Linked DNA regions of Homo sapiens: region 2 is linked to region 1. Evidence: chromatin loops called from intact Hi-C (ENCODE). Cell type or tissue: dorsolateral prefrontal cortex. All regions are shown on one strand.

Region 1 (8,000 bases):
ATTATTGTGTTCTACAGAATCACCAGCTTATTATTTGGACTACATATGCAGAATTTTCTGTTGCTACCAGTTCATATTTTCACTGAGGTAGCCTGTTGCCCTTCCAAAGATTGCCAGTATTTACAAACATTTCTTGTAAGACTGGGTGATAATATTAATGAATGTGTTTTTTGATACTATGTAATGAAATATATCAATATTTGGAAAACCTATACAACCCAGTGAATCAGTATTTTTTAAATGACCAGTGCCTGATGTTACAAAATCACGTGAAATATTCATTTGAAGTATAACATAGACTAATGGGTTTTAATGTAACAAGGTACAAAAAATTTACTGATGTGGTTTCAGATTTCACATTGTAACTTTAAGAAAGTATCATTTGTCACATTCTAAAATTATACCAAAGAATATTTATATAAAATTATCTGAAAAGTCTTTGAAAATACTTTTTAGTTTTCCAGTTACATGTATTGTGAGGCTGAGTTTTCTTCATATACTTTAACCAAAACTGCGCATTGCCATAGGTTGAATGCAGAGGCTACAGAATCCAGATGTCTTCTGTTAAGACGACATTAAAGAGACTTTCACAAATGTAAAACAAACTATTTTAACTATTTGTTTTTTATTTGTATAAAATATACTGTTTAACTTGTAGTGGGTTCATTGTTAATTTTAAATGAATTAATTATTTTCAAGGTTCTCAGTTTTAGTTTTTTTTTCCGACTTTCTTGAGGTATAATTTTAAAAAGTATATACCTAAGGTATAGAATGAGATGTTTTGATATATATACACATTGTGAAATGATTATTAAAATTGTGCTAATTAACATATTCATCAACTCACATAGTTGCCTTTTTTTTTTTTTTTGGTGAGAAAACTTAAGATCTACCCGGTATGGTGGCTCATACCTGTAATCCCAACACCTTGGGAGGCTGAGGCAGGTGGATTGCTTGAGCCCAGGAGTTCCTGACCAACCTGAGCAACATGGTGAAATCCCATCTTTACAACAAATGTGAAAAAAATTAGCTGGGCATGGTGGCTTATGCTTGTGGTCCCAGCTACTTGAGAGGCTGACATGGGAGGATCACCTGAGCCTGGGAGGTTGAGGCTGCAGTGAGTCATGATTGCACCACTGCACTCCAGCCTGGGCAACAGAGTGAGACCCTGTCTCACAAAAAAAAAAAAAAAAAAAAAAGAAAATCTAAGGTCTACTGTCTTAGCAAATTTAAATTATACAATATAATAATGTTATTAACTATAGTTACCATGTTGTACATGTTCTTTTATAGTTCTCTGTGGTTCTTTTGTAGCTCTCTACATTTCTTTTGGATGATTATTTTGAAATCTTTTTCAGACAGTTCGTAGATCTTCATTTCTTTAGGGCTGGCTACTGGAGCTTTATTTTGTTCCTTGGGTGGGGGGATTATGGTTTTCCTGTTTATTTGTGATCCTTCTGGCTTTGGTTTGGTAGTTGTGCATTTGAAGATGTAGGTACCTCTTCCAGTCTTTACAGGCTGGCTTTGGCAGGGAAAGCCCATCACCCAGTCAGCCTACTCAGAATCTCTGAACAGGCTGATTGGTCGAGTGCATAGGTTGGCTTTCTTCTGAAGTCCTTGGGTAGGCTGGCCTGGTCCCTGGGTCAGCAGGTAGGCATTCCTAGCACCTGGGTTTATAGGATCAGTCCTGTTGCCTGGGTGTGTGGGCCTGGATTCTGGGGTCATGGGGATCAGCCTGGTAAAAGGATCTACTGGGTTGGGCTGGCAATGGGGTCTGCAGGAGCAGGCCTGAAGCTTGGATCCACAATGACTAACTGGCAATGGGGCAGTCTTGGCGTCTCTTTCCATGGAGGTGAGCCTGGTGCCTGGTACCATGTGGCTGGGCCTAGAACCTGTTTCTGTGGGGACTTGCCTGGCACCAGGTTCTATTGGGCAGGCCTGAAGCCTGGGGCTTTGGGGGCCATCCTGGCACTGGAGCTTGCCTTAAGCCTGGTCCTGCAGGGGCAGGCCTGGAGCCTTAGGTCACTGGCTGTCCTTGTGTTGGATTTGGCCTGGAGCTTAGGTACATGGCGGCTGGCCTGGCACCAAAATTCACTGGGGAGGCCTGGGGCTGGGGTCCCCAGTGAAGTAGGGTGCTCATATCATTCTCGTTTTCCTCCAGCGAGGGTCTCTCTTGTGAGCTTGGGGGAAGGGAATCATGGATAATGTGAAGCCGTCTTTCATACCCCCTTTAATGTATATTTTCTTATTTCTGCATTCTACCTAGGTGCTGTGATCTCTTACCTGGATTCCTTAGTTCTTTTGAATATATTTTTGTACTTGGATGTTTGTTCAAACTGATGTTTCTGTGAAGGGATGTGTGTTGGAAACTCCTATTCTGCCATCTTGCTGACATCGCTCCTCAGTTTTAATATCTAAAATAGCACATACTAATATATATATAATTCATATAAGCAAAAGCTCTTTAGGGTACTCAGTAATTTTTATTTTTCCTCTTTTCTTTCTTTTTTAGAGATATGGTCTCACCATGTTGCCCAGGCTGGGCTTGAATTCCTGGCCTGAAGCGATCCTTCCACCTTGGCCTCACAAAATGTTGAGATTACAGATGTGAGCTACCACATCCAGGCTCTCAGTAATTTTTAATAATGTAAAGTAGTCTTTTGTCCATAAATTTGGCTGCTTGTTTAGATAAAAAGAAACTGAAGAGACATGACCACAAAATGTAATTCATGATCTTAGACTGGATACTTTCCAGTAGGAAATGAAAATGCTCTAAAGAGCATTATTGGGATAATCTTCAAAATTGGAATTTGGACTGTGGGTTAGATATAATTGTATCAATGTAAATTTCTTGAATTTCATAATGGTACTATCATTATGTAAGAGAGAGGAGGTACAGACTATAGTTTTACAGGCATGATATATGAAGCCTACTTACAAATGGTTTAGAAAAATAAGCATGCATATATATGTAGGGAGAGAATGATAAAACAAATATGGCAAAAATTAGTGAACTCTGCATAAAGGCTATACAAGAGTTCTGTGCAATGTGAAATTATTTCAAAATAAAAATTACAACAATTATAAAGAATATAATGAATATCTTAGAAGCAATTTTTACAAATTAATTGGCGAGTGTTTTATTGTGCTTGTGATGAGTATGAAATGTTTTCAGCAGTTGAAGACACTTCTGGTTATGTAATAACTTTGTAGTTGTCACCACTTTTCAGAGGATACTCTTTATGCTCTGCTGCCCCCTAGTGACTTTATGCTCATCAGCAATTGTTTCTTCCAAGTGTAGTAAGTTGGAAATGAAGAGCACTATAATCATTATTTAAAAACAACTTAGTGTCAAGTCAAATAATTTTTCTGGGGGCGAGGGGGAAGACACTACCATGAAGCCATATCTAATGGCTTCCTTTTTTTCTTTGAATTTTTAAAAAATTGTATTTTTGTTCTTGTGGTTCCTTTGTATTGCATCCTCAGTTCTCTCTGTCTCTCTCTGAAGGTAATATTTACTGATTTCTCACCCAAGGGCAACAATGAAACTTAACTTGTGTACTCTTCTGTTATTCTTTCCTCTTAGCATTAAATATCAGGGAATAGTATTATCTTAGTGCTTTACTTTGTAGTCAAGCATACTTGATTTGGCCCATAATCTCTCATTTGTAATCCCCAAATCCTAAAGGCTCTAAAAACTATTTGTTGTCAAAATCTGCCTTAATTCATTTGGCAAGAAAACCTGATGTGAATTGACTTAATATATTAATAATCTTTATATTTACCACTTTTGTGAATATTCCTATATTTTACTGCTGAAATATGAATGTGTTTGATTATGGAATGCTTAAGATCTTACTGGGATGTTACATAATATGTGACAGATGAGCTGTATTTTTTTTAAATGTACAGAATTTGGTATTATGAAACATTTTGCTACAAGGATTTTCGATTAGGGATTGTAGACCTGTAGTTGATTTGCCTAGCTTTGGCTCACAGTTACTGGTATAAGATAGTTGACTAGTTTATTCTACTTTCTATCTTCTCTCTTTTTTTTCTTAGTTGTATAATTTTTATGTACTATTTTTATGTATCATACTTGATCACTTTTAATCTGACCTTGTTTTTGTCTTAGAGTTGCAGTTAAATATATTCAGTCTTCATTGACATTCTTTTTTATTGAAGTTTTCCCTGTCATCTAGTTGGGTTTGTGTTCCTCCTCTAGTAGTTGCCTTAAGAAGGACTTATGTGAACAACAATTTTTGAGTTATTGTATATTCAAATTTTAGCTCTATAGACTTTATATTTAAAGGCTAGCTTGGTTGAAATTAAAGTTCTTGGCTCATGTTTTGTTTCCTTGAGTATCTTGTCTTCTGGTGTTCAATGTTGCTGTGGAGAAGTCTGATACTTGCTGGTTTTTCTTTTTCCCTAAGTGCTTATTCTTGATTCTTATTATTTTTGGCTGTCTATTGACTCTTCTTCTTTCTATTTTATTTTATTTTATTTTTGAGATGGAGTCTTGCTCTGTCGCCCAGGCTGGAGTGCAGTGGCACGATCTCGGCTCACTGCAACCTCCACCTCCTGAGTTCAAGCAATTCTCCTGTCTCAGCCTCTCGAGTAGCTGGGATTACAGGCACGTGTCACCACACCCGGCTAATTTTTGTATTTTTAGTAGAGACAGAGTTTTGCCATGTTGGCCAGGCTGGTCTCGAATTCCTGACCTCAGGTGATCTGCCCGCCTTGGCCTCCCAAAGTGCTGGGATTACAGGTGTGAGCCACTGGGCCTGGCCCTTCCTTTTTTAGTTATTAGACATTACTCAAAGAATTTCAGCATGTATCCTTGACTCAGAGTATAATATAAATTAATATTTTTATCACTTCCTTGACACTGCTAGGAATATGTAACACTTTTTCATTTATCCTTTCCTACATCTTACACTGTTGTCATGAATTTTAATTTTACATGTAATTTTGTTCCCACACAACATTATCCTTATTATTTCGTAGAGTCACCATTCATGTATGTTTACTCTTTTGTTTGATTCTTCATTTCCTCCTCCATCTCTGTGCTTCATTCTGAGGTCACTTTTCCTTTTGTATGCAGAACTCCCTTTAGCATTTCTTTTAGTGAAGGACTCATTTATTTTGTTTGTATGAATAATGTCTGTATTTCACCTTATTTTAAAATTGCAGTAAAATATACATAACATATACTTTACCATTTTAACCATTTTTAAGTGTACAGTTCAGTGGCATTAAGTATATTCACATTTTTCTGTAGCCAAAACTGCCACCTATCTCCAGAACTTGTCTAATCCCAAGTAGCTGGGACTATAGGCACATGCCACTGTGCCTGGCTAATTTTTTTTTGTAGAGACAGGGTTTAGCTTTGTTGCCCAGGCTGGTCTTGACCTCCTGGCTTCAAGCAATATTCTTGCCTCAGCCTCCTAAGGTGCTGGGATTACAGGTGTGAACTACCACGGCTGGCCAAGTATAGTTTTCTTTACATTCATCATGCTTTGGGTTTATAGGGCTTGAAACTATGGACTGATATCTTTCATAAGTTTTTAGATATACTTGGCTATGATGTCTTTAAGTATTGCTTCTGCACAATTATACAATGATAAAATTTCTTTCAGGAGAGTTACAGATTTAAAAATATTTTCATAATATCAGTTAGATGTTATTTACTTAAAAAAAAAAAAAAAAAGCTTAGGCCGGGCACAGTGTCTCACGCCTCTAATCCCAGCACTTTGGGAGGCCAAGGCGGGGGGATCACCTGAGGTCTGGAGTTTGAGACCAGCCTGACCAACATGGAGAAACAAAATACAAAATTAGCCGGGGAGAAAGAAAATACAAAATTAGCCGGGGGTGGTAGCGCATGCCTGTAATCCCAGCTACTCGGGAGGCTGCGGCAAGAGAATGGCTTGAACCCGGTAGGCGGAGGTTGCAGTGAGCCGAGATCGCACCATTGCACTCCAGCCTGGGCAACAAGAGCCAAACTCTGTCTCGAAAAAAAAAAAAAAAAAAAGCTTGCATTCTCCTAGGGGAATAGAATTGAGTTTCTTAGAGGCTGCATGATGTGAAAATATCATTGTTTCAGTGGTGAATGTTATTTATACTTGTATGTTCTTTTATGTAATTTTTTTCTTCTGTTTCAATTTCTTTCTTTCTTTCTTTCTTTTTTTTTTTTTTTTTAACGGAGTCTCACTCTGGCCCCCAGGCTGGAATCTGGAGTGCAGTGGCATGATCTCAACTCACTGTAACCTCTGCCTCCCGGGTTCATGTGATTCTCCTGCCTCAGCCTTCCGAGTAGCTGGGATTACAGGCCCATGACATTACTCTCCTCTAATTTTTATATTTTTAGTGGAGACGGGGTTTCGCCATTATTGTCCAGGCTGGTCTTGAACTCCTGACCTCAGGCGATCCGCCTGCCTCGGCCTCCCAAAGTTCTGGAATTATAAGCGTGAGCCACCGGACTTGGTCTTTTTTTTTTTTTTTTTTTTTTTTTAACAAGGTCTCTGTGTCTCCCAGGCTGGAGTGCAGTGGTCTAATCTCTGCTCACTGCAACCTCCACCTCCCAGGCTTAGGTGATACTCCCACCTCAGCCTCCTGAGTAGCTGGGACCACAGGTGCATGCCACCATGCCTAGCTAACTTTTTTGGTATTTTTTGTAGAGATGGGGTTTTGCCGTGTTTCCCAGGTTGGTCTCAAACTCCTTAGCCTCAAGCAATCCGCCGGCCTCGCCTCCCAAAGTGTTGGGATTGCAAGCGTGAGCCACTGTGCCTGGCCCAGTTCCAATTGTTAATGTGGCTAATGTCAACAAACATAACACATACACAAAAGTTCTTGGGAAACCCAAGGGAAATATATATTATAATATATATTTGAGACCGAGTTTTGCTCTTTTGCCCAGGTTGGAGTGAAATGGCGCGATCTTGGTTTACTGCAACCTCCGCCTCCCGGTTTCAAGCGATTCTCCTGCCTCAGCCTCTCCAGTTGCTAGGATTACAGGCGCCCGGCACTACACCCTGCTAATTTTTTGTATTTTTAGTAGAGACGGGGTTTCACCATGTTGCCTAGTCTTGTCTCGAACTCCTAACCTCAGGTGATACACCCGCCTCGGCCTTCCAAAGTGCAGGGATTACAGGCGTGAGCCCCCGCACTCGGCCAGGAAACCCAATATTTTTTGAGAGCATAAAAATAGTGCCAGGCAAAAAATTTTGAGAACTGCTGGCTGAGGGCTTTTGATGGTGTCCCATGTTTCATTTTTCTTACATTCTTCTGTATTTTACATCCTGTCCTTTCCTTGTTCTCTTTGGGCTTCAATGTGGATTTTTTTTTTCCTTTTTTTTTTTTTTTTCTTTTGAGACAGGGTCTCACTCTGTCACCCAAGCTGGAGGGCAGTGGTGATCTCGGCTCATTGCAACCTCTGCCTCCCGGTTTCAAGCGATTTTTGTGCCTCAGCCTCCCGAGTAGCTGGGATTACAGACGCGCACCACTACGCCCGGCTGATTTTTCTATTTTTGATAGAGATGGAGTTTCACCATGTTGGCCAGGCTGATCTCCACCTCCTAACCTCAAATGATCCACTTGCCTCATCCTCCCAAAGTGCTGGGATTACAGGTGTGAGCCACTGTGCCCAACCTCAATGTGGATTTTTTCAATTGACTTATTTGCTGGTAAACCATCTATGGAGTTCGGAATTTTAAAAACCCAGTTCTGGGTTTTCTCCAGTTTTATAATAAAAAAACAAATCGTAAGGCTGTAGTGAAATTCTCCATCTTCTCATGTGTTTTGTTCTTTTCCTTTTTTCTTGTGGTATTAATCATAGCCATTTTTAAAGTTCTTATCTGATAAGTTCAATATCTAGATCATCTGTGAATCTTGATTTTTAGTCATGTGATTTTTAGTCATGTGATCTTCTCTTGGCACACTTGGTAATTTTGGACTGAATAGACATTAAAAAAATTGTGGAGGTTTTGGATAGTGTTTTCTTC
Region 2 (8,000 bases), 93 kb before region 1:
AAAAACCAAATAGATATGAAGATTTATTTTGACTTTATTCCATTGATCTATATCTCTATCCTTATGCCAGTACCACCATGTTTTGATGACTGTGGCTTTGTAGTAAGACTTTGAAATTGGGAAGTGTGAGCCCTTCAACTTTGTTCTTTTTCAAAATTGTTTTGACTCTTTGGGGTCCCTTAAAATTCCATATGAATTTTGGGAAAGGTTTTTCCAGTTCTGAGAAAATAAAACAGTTAAAGAAAAAAATGCCATTGGAATTTTGGTAGGGATTGCATTAAATCTGTGTATCACTTTGGGTAGTACTGTTATATCTTAACAATATTGAGTTTTCCAATGTACGAAGTGGGATATTTTTCCATTTATTTAAGTCTTCCTTAATTTTCTTCAGCAATGTTTTGTTTTTTTTCAGTAAATAAGTTTTGTCCCTTTTTAGTTAAATTTATTTCTAAGTATCTTCTTTTTGTTTTTAAAATGGAATTGTTTTCTTAATTTCCTCATTGAACTGTTCATTTCTACTGTATAGAAATACAACTAATTTTTGTGTGCTGATTTTGTATCCCGCAACTTTGCTGAATTCACTTATTAGCTCTATTGTGTATGTGTATGTGTGTGTGCATGCACGTGTGTACTTTTTAGGTTCTTCCGTGTATAAGATCATGTCATCTGTTTATAGAGATAATTTTACTTCTTCTTTTCCAATTTGTCTGCCTTTTATTTCATTTTCTTGCCTACTTGTCCTAACTAGGACTTCCAGTACTATGTTTAATAGAAGTGGCAAAAGTGGGTATCCTTGTCTTGTTCTTGATCTCAGTGTAAAGGCTTTCAGTCTTTCACCATTGAGTGTGATGTTTGCTGTGGGTTTTTTGTAGATGGCCTTTATCATGTTGAAGAAGTTCCCCTCTATTCCTATTTTATTGCGTGTATTTATCATGAAAGAGTGTTGCATTTTGTCAAATGCTTTTTCTGCATCAATTGAGATGATCATGTGGGGTTTTCTCTCTTTTTTTTTTTTTTTTTTTGAGACAGAGTCTCACTCTCTCACTTGGTCGCCCAGGCTGAAGTACAGCGGCGCAATCTTGGCTCACTGCAACCTCTGCCTCCTGGGTTCAAGTGATTCTCCTGCCTCAGCCTCCTGAATAGCTGGGACTACAGGCATGCGCCACCATGCCCGGTTAATTTTTGTATTTTTTGATAGAGACGGGGTTCCACTGTGTTGGCCAGGCTGGTCTTTTATTCTTTTAATGTGTATTTCACTGATTACTTTTCATATATTAAACCAGCCTTCCATCCCTGGGATAAATCCTACTTGGTCATGGGTATAATTCTTTTAATGTGCTGCTGGATTTGGTTTGCTAGTATTTTGTTGATCATATTTGCATGTATGTTCACAAGTGATATTGTTCTGTACTTTTTTCTCATAGTGTGTTTGTGTGGCTTTGGTATATTGGGTAATAGCAAAAGACATGAACAATACAGTTAAAACTTTGACTTAAAAGATACATGCTGTGTGTGTGTAGCTATTTTTTCAATTACTCAAGAACATCTACAAACATATACATAAAGATTTCCATAAATACCCCAAATTCTCTTAATACACTGTCACAAAATTAAAAACAGCAATAAAATAATTGTCCAAAAAATCAATTGGTGTTCTAAAATCATCTTTCCAAATAACTCAAGTAAAAGCAATAAAAGTCTATTCAGAAAATAGTAACAGGCCGGGCATGGTGACTCACGCCTGTAATCCCAGCACTTTGGGAGGCTGAGGCCAGCAGATCACTTGAGATCAGGAGTTTGACACCAGCCTGGGCAACACAGTGAAACCCCATCTCTAAACCCCATCTTTAAAAATACAAAAATTAGCCGGGCATGGTGGCATGTGCCTGTAGTCCCAGCGACTTGGGAGGCTGAGGCAGAATTGCCAGGAGGCAGAGGTTGCAGTGAGCTGAGATCGCGCCACGGCACTCCAGCATGGGCGACAGAGCAAGACTCCAACTCAAAAAAAAAAAAAAAAAAAAGTAGCAGTGAGAAAACAATTTTGTATAACAACAAAATTGTTCTCAGAGGAAAATTTATATTACTAAATATTTGTATTAGAAAGCAAAAAATACCAAAAACAAATGAATCAGAAGTATTCACCTTGTAGAAGTTCAGATTCTTTGTTTGCAAAAGCAGAAATCAACTCAGACAAAATAAAACATAAATTTTTGGTTCAGCTAATAGAACTGAAAAAGAAAGCTGAAAAGTTAGGCCCCAAAAGGGCAGGAACCAGGGTGGCTCTGGAGAACCAGGTAACAGAAAACAATGAATCAGCTACAGGATGAATCAGCTACCAGATGAATCAGCTACAGCTGTTTTCAGTCTTACTTTTCTTAAGATTCAGTTGCTATGGAGAGAGCATCCAACTATCGTAAGTTAGGTTTCACATCTATTTTTTAATCTAAAAATATTCAGTGCATCTTAATTGATCGTCTTGCCAATCATTAGCCAATAGAGAAATGTTAGTTCCCCAAGAAAAATTAAGGTAATATTATGAAGAAGGGGCAATGGATGTGAGGTGGCAAAAACAACAAATTGTTCCTTAGAAGCTAGATTTTTATTACTTTGTTCACTACCTCATCATTTATTTATAGCACCAAAAAGTTATGTATTCAATATTAATTGAATGGTTAAATAAAATATAGCACATTTAAGATAGTTTATGATGCAACCATTAGAGTTATGTTTTAAATTAATATTTAAAGATGGAAAAATCATTATGGAAAATAGAATAAAATCCGTATATCATCTATGAATTAAATTTCATTTAAAAGTTTTATTTCTGCATAAAACCAACACCAACACCTGAAGAAAATGCGTCAAAATGTGAATAGTAGAATCGTAGCTTGTTTTTTTCTGTTTCTCCATATATATGTGCATAAAACATATACATATATACACACACACATGCACATACACTGTAATGGGTTGAATCATGACCTCTAAAAATATCCATCCATGTCCTAATACCCACGCTCCTCAATAGTATCTTTGTAGATATAATTGAGTTAATGATCTTGAGATGAGCTCATCCTAGATTATCTGGATGAGTCCTAAATTTAACGATCCTTATATAGGAGACAGAAGAGAAGACACAGACACAGAGAAAGCCATGGCCATGTGAGGATGGATACCAAGATTGGAGTTATGCAGCTACAAGCCAAGGAACTCCTGGAGTCACCAAAAGCTGGAAGAAGCAAGAAAAATTCTCCTCTAGGGCCCTTGGAGGGAGGGTAGCCCTGCAGACATCTTGAGTTCAGCCTTTTTTCTCCATAAATGGCAGAGAATAAATCTGTGTTGTCACCCAGTTTGTGGTAATTTGTCCCAGCATCCCTAGAAAACATGTATATATATATACACACACACATGCACACAAATAAACAGCAGCCTTTCTACGTGTTATACAGGATGTGTTTTCCCCAATTTTCCACATTTTTCCACAGTAAAGATAATATATTGTTTTAAAAGTTGGGTATAAAGAAGTTTAGCAAATTTAATATCAGACAAAATAAAACTTAAGGAAAAAATTCAGTGGCCTATATTCTCCTGGGGCCCCTCCCTATGAGAAGCCAGCCTCTGTGACTCAGGGAACCCCTCCAGCCACGTCTCCTGTTTGCTGCTTTGAACGCTTGGGCTCTGATGTAGGCCTCTTCCTTTGGGACTTCGTTCGGGTTCCCGTTTCTCTCCTTCCCAGCTCTTGGCTACACTTCGCTTGGCTGGGTTGGCTGGAACTTTGGTTTCTCTCCTTCGGCTGCGGCAGCCTGGGTTCCTGCCCTGCCTGACCCTGGCACTCTGCATCCTGGCGTCTCCCTTGGCTGGGCAGGGGGAATTGCACATTTACAGAGAGGGGCTATCACCTCCTTTTCAGGTGCCCACAACACGCATAGAGGGATAGTGGGTAAACCCGACGGTAACACGCCTGCACCATCTGTGAATTCTGAAAACAAGCGCAAGGTAGGGCTTGTTTCCTACGCCAGGTGATTTCCTTTCTTTGGTAGGGTGTGGTGGGAAGACCAGGCGCTGAAAACTCAGGCCGCCTTATTTTTGGAAACCCAGAAGTAGAAAGTGGACCTTTGTGTCCTCGGTGCTCTCGTTGCTCGGTCTCCCCAGAAGCCGCCAAGAAAGCAAGTGCCATCGGTAACCGGGCGGATCCTGGAGAGCTCGTAGCTCCGCTGGGAGGCCCCGCCTGGCGGAGACTCCTTCCCAACAGCACCCTCAGCATCCTAAGCCGGCTTACGCCAGAGCCGCCAAGACACCACTAGGTGGCGCCAAAGCGCAGCCGGGACCTGGTGGGTTGGGGCGAGCAGCCTCAGGACTAGCGACGTCGGTAAGACCGAGAGTCTGATGCAGCGTGGGTCTCTGGGAAGGGGCTGTGCCCTTTGTCCACTGCACCTGCTCTCAGGGGTTGAAACTGCCCTGAATGGGGTATGAAAATCCCCCCAGCTAGAGATGTGAGATCACATCAAGTGCACATTTCCGGAACAAACAGGGAATCAATAAGCCTTGCAGAAGTCAGCCCACAGTAGCCGCGCAAACAATTAAGGTTGTCAAAGGACTGGAGGAGATTGGTCAGCCTCACGTTTCCTCAGATACTAGAGTTGCTCGCGAGAATATGCAAAGATTTCCCTTTGCCCAAGAGGGGCACTCAGGTGGCTGGGAGAGTGGAAGTGGCCTTGAGGTCCGATGGAGAAATGCATGTGCCCAGAACTAGGAAACGTGGGAAACAGGTCACTAAGCTAATGTCTGCAAAGTTTGTGGAAGGCGACAAAGGCTGGGAGGGGAAGATGACGTACATCTCAATGGATACTAAAGTGGAAAGGTGATGACCCCAGAACATTCAGATGACCCTCCCTTAATGCTACTAAAGTACCTCCACGACTTAGATCCAACCCCCCTGGGAAAAGGGGAAACACTAACTGGGAAAATCTTGGAAAAAAATTACTGAGTTTACCTGGAGATGACTAACATTAGGTGTGTGTGTGGTTGGTGGTTTGTTGTGGTTTTTATTTTTTTTAATTATATTTTAAAATGTCTGTGGGCACATGCATTAGGAGTAATGGATATTCAAAATAGAGGAAAACTGTGTAATAGAAAATAATGTTACATTTTCTAACCAAACTTGAACCTGTGGCCTGTGAAAAGCATATCAGCTACAGATAGTCATAAAAATGGACTGCATATAAGAAATTTCAATAAATTTCCAGAAGCAGAAGTGATATAGACCACACCCTCTAGCCACATTGTAACCAGTGAATACCTCAAAACAAAACAACCTGAAAACCAGCCACGTGAAAATCAAAAAAGAGGGAAAATTATCCAATAGCACGAGAGTCATAGAGAAATCAAGATGACCATATCAGATTCTTTAGAGAAAAAATGAATAAGAAAATGCAACATTTTAAGTGTGAGATACATGACAAAGCTGTGTTTTCATATGTCATTTCACAGCTTTAAGAGTTTTTGTTAGCTGAGAGAGAATTAATAAACTGAATATTCAACTTTGAATTTTAGAAAAATAAAAAAGCCCTTAAAAAGAGAGTAAAGACATAACTATGAAAATAATTCATAAAAGAACAGAGTTAGCTATTTTTAAATGCTGAAAGACAAATTTCACTAGAAGAAAATGCAAAATACCAACCCCTTATTTACCTTATCCTTCAGGAAGGGCTTAGCCATCTGTCTCAGTAGGGGGTCTTACTCCCTCCACTTTGCTCACTGTATCCTTCTAAAAAAGAGTCAGAATGCATCCTTCCTCATAGGTTAAAGCTCATGCCCACTAGATTTAAAGGTGACCTTGAAATCCTGCAGGTTCCATACCTGCATATCCTAGATAAGATAGGGAACGGTCCTCCTTTAGGACAAAATTGGCATAAGGATGAAATGAGTTACTGTAACCAATTGGAATGTGCTTCCCCTTTTGTGTGAGTGTATGTGTGTATATATGTATGTGTGTTCACAAGTGGGTGTGTGTTGTATTCTTTCAATCCTGGAATTACACTAAACTGTTGCATCCAGATAGTTTCTAGGCATCCATTCCCAACACACAAGCACATTTTTTTGTGTGTGTTCCATGACCAGTGATGAACATGCATTATAAACCAAGAATTTTGGTTAGTTCCAATTTTGCACCCAACATAAAAAAAAAAAAAAAAAAAAAAGGAAAAGGCTCCCAGAAAGGAACTAGCCTGATTTCCTTGTTCACCAATGATATGGTTAGGGTTTGTGTCCCCACCCAAATATCGTCTTGAATCGTAGTCCCCATAATCCCTACGTGTCAAGGGAGAGACCAGGTGGAGGTAATTGAATCATGGAAGCAGATTCCCCCAGGCTGTTCTCATGATAGTGAGTGAGTTCTCAGGAGATCTAATGGTTTTGTAAGAGGCTCTTCCCCCTTCGCTCGGCACTTCTCCTTCCTGCCACCTCGTGAAGGTCCTTGTTTCTCCTTCACCTTACACCGTGATGGTAAGTTTCCTGAGGTCTCCCCAGCCATGCTGAACTGTGAATCAATTAAACCTGTTTTCTTTATAAATTACCCAGTCTCAGGCAGTTCTTTATAGCAGTATGAAAACGGACTAATACAACCTATATCAATCATTTGTTATTAACCAAGAATCATATGCCAGGAACTCAGTGCCAAACAATCACTGCCTCATTTAACCTCTCATCATGAGAGAGGTACTATTATTATTGCCACTTAATAGACAGTGCTCACAGAGGGGTAAGAGTGACTTGCCCAGCATCAAACAGCTAGTCCAATGCTGAGTCAGGAGTATAAATGAAGTTTGGGGTATAAATGAAGTTAGAATAGCTCCAAAGATACTGGTCTTATCATTGTGCTATAATCTCTCATGCTTAAACAATTTTTTTTTGTCTATTCTTGTTTAATGCATATACAAAATACTATGTATGCTTGCCTTCGTCTTTTTTTTTTTTTTTTTTTTTGTCCCTACAATAGACCTGAATGAAGCAGGAGCCCTAGCAAAACCCAAGAGCATGGGGCACCATGTTGTAATCTGACCACCACAAGGTGGCAGCAGAATCTAAAGGTTTTCCACCGATGTACAGTCCGGAGGAGCCTTGCCTTTCATGTACCTGCACAGGTAGGAGAGGTCTCCCTGTTCTCAAAATCCTTTGGTCTCTAGTCTGGCTTCGGAGTCAGCTTTGCATCATTCTGCCACACTGCCTCCAACAAGATGAACAACACAGCACTGGCTTTCATTAAGACACCACTGTTGTTAATACACAGTGAATTTTCTGTACTTGAGTCCATTCCAGATATAAATTATTTAAGCAGCTACTCTATATACTGAATGTTTAGAAACTTAGTTATTTTGTTTTACAAAGGTTTATTTTGATTTATGAATAATACAATAATATAAAGGTTTCCTGAGTTACCGCTTCATCTTTTGTTTTGTTTTGTTTTGTTTTTGTTTTGGAGATGAGTCTCACTCTGTCACCCAGGCTGGAGTGCAGTGGTGTGATCTCAGCTCGCTGCAACCTCTGCATCCTGGGGTTCAAGCAATTCTCATGCCTCAGCCTCCCGAATAGCTGGGACTACGGGCGTGCACCAGCATGCCTGGCTAATTTTTGTATTGTTAATAGAGACGGGGTTTTGCCATGTTGGCCAGGCTGGTCTTGAACTTCTAACTTCAAGTGATTGGTCTGCCTCGCCTCCCAAAGTGCTAGGATTACAAGCGTGAGCCACTGCCCCTGGTCATCATTTTTTATTTGAAAAAAAATTTGCAAATCAAATATCTGATAAAGAACTTGATTGCACCAGCCTAGGCAATGTCAGACCCTGTCTCTACAATAAGTTAAAAAATTATCTGGGCATGGTAGCATGTGTTGGTAGTCCCAGCCACTCTGAAGGCTGAGGTGGGAGGATCATTTGAGTTTAGAAGTCTGAAGCTGCAGTGAGCCATGATTGCACCACTGCCCACTGTATTCCAGCCTGGGCA

What was found. Peaks named below come from ENCODE experiments on the same cell type or tissue, not always from the same donor. Only the 100,000 strongest peaks of a DNase experiment are listed, where the experiment ranks them.
Region 2: a loop joins it to region 1, with 8 times the contacts of the local background. A loop is called at or near these places in 107 of 110 quality-filtered maps.

What each region holds. Positions count from the first base shown.
Region 1 is chr2:72,766,320-72,774,319 of GRCh38, reverse strand. All of the region lies in intron 1 of EXOC6B (exocyst complex component 6B), which reads left to right. Among named protein-coding and RNA genes, the nearest start is that of EXOC6B, 56 kb to the left of the region's middle. RefSeq lists enhancers at 1,435-1,934, 1,935-2,436. In dorsolateral prefrontal cortex, CTCF peaks have their summits at 3,040 and 3,264 (motif pointing left); a DNase peak (open chromatin) is centred at 3,249; H3K27ac peaks cover 1,551 bases.
Region 2 is chr2:72,859,012-72,867,011 of GRCh38, reverse strand. No RefSeq gene overlaps it. Among named protein-coding and RNA genes, the nearest start is that of SPR, 24 kb to the left of the region's middle. In dorsolateral prefrontal cortex, CTCF peaks have their summits at 4,090, 4,300 (motif pointing right), 6,859 and 7,063 (motif pointing right); DNase peaks (open chromatin) are centred at 4,301 and 7,071; H3K4me3 peaks cover 1,107 bases.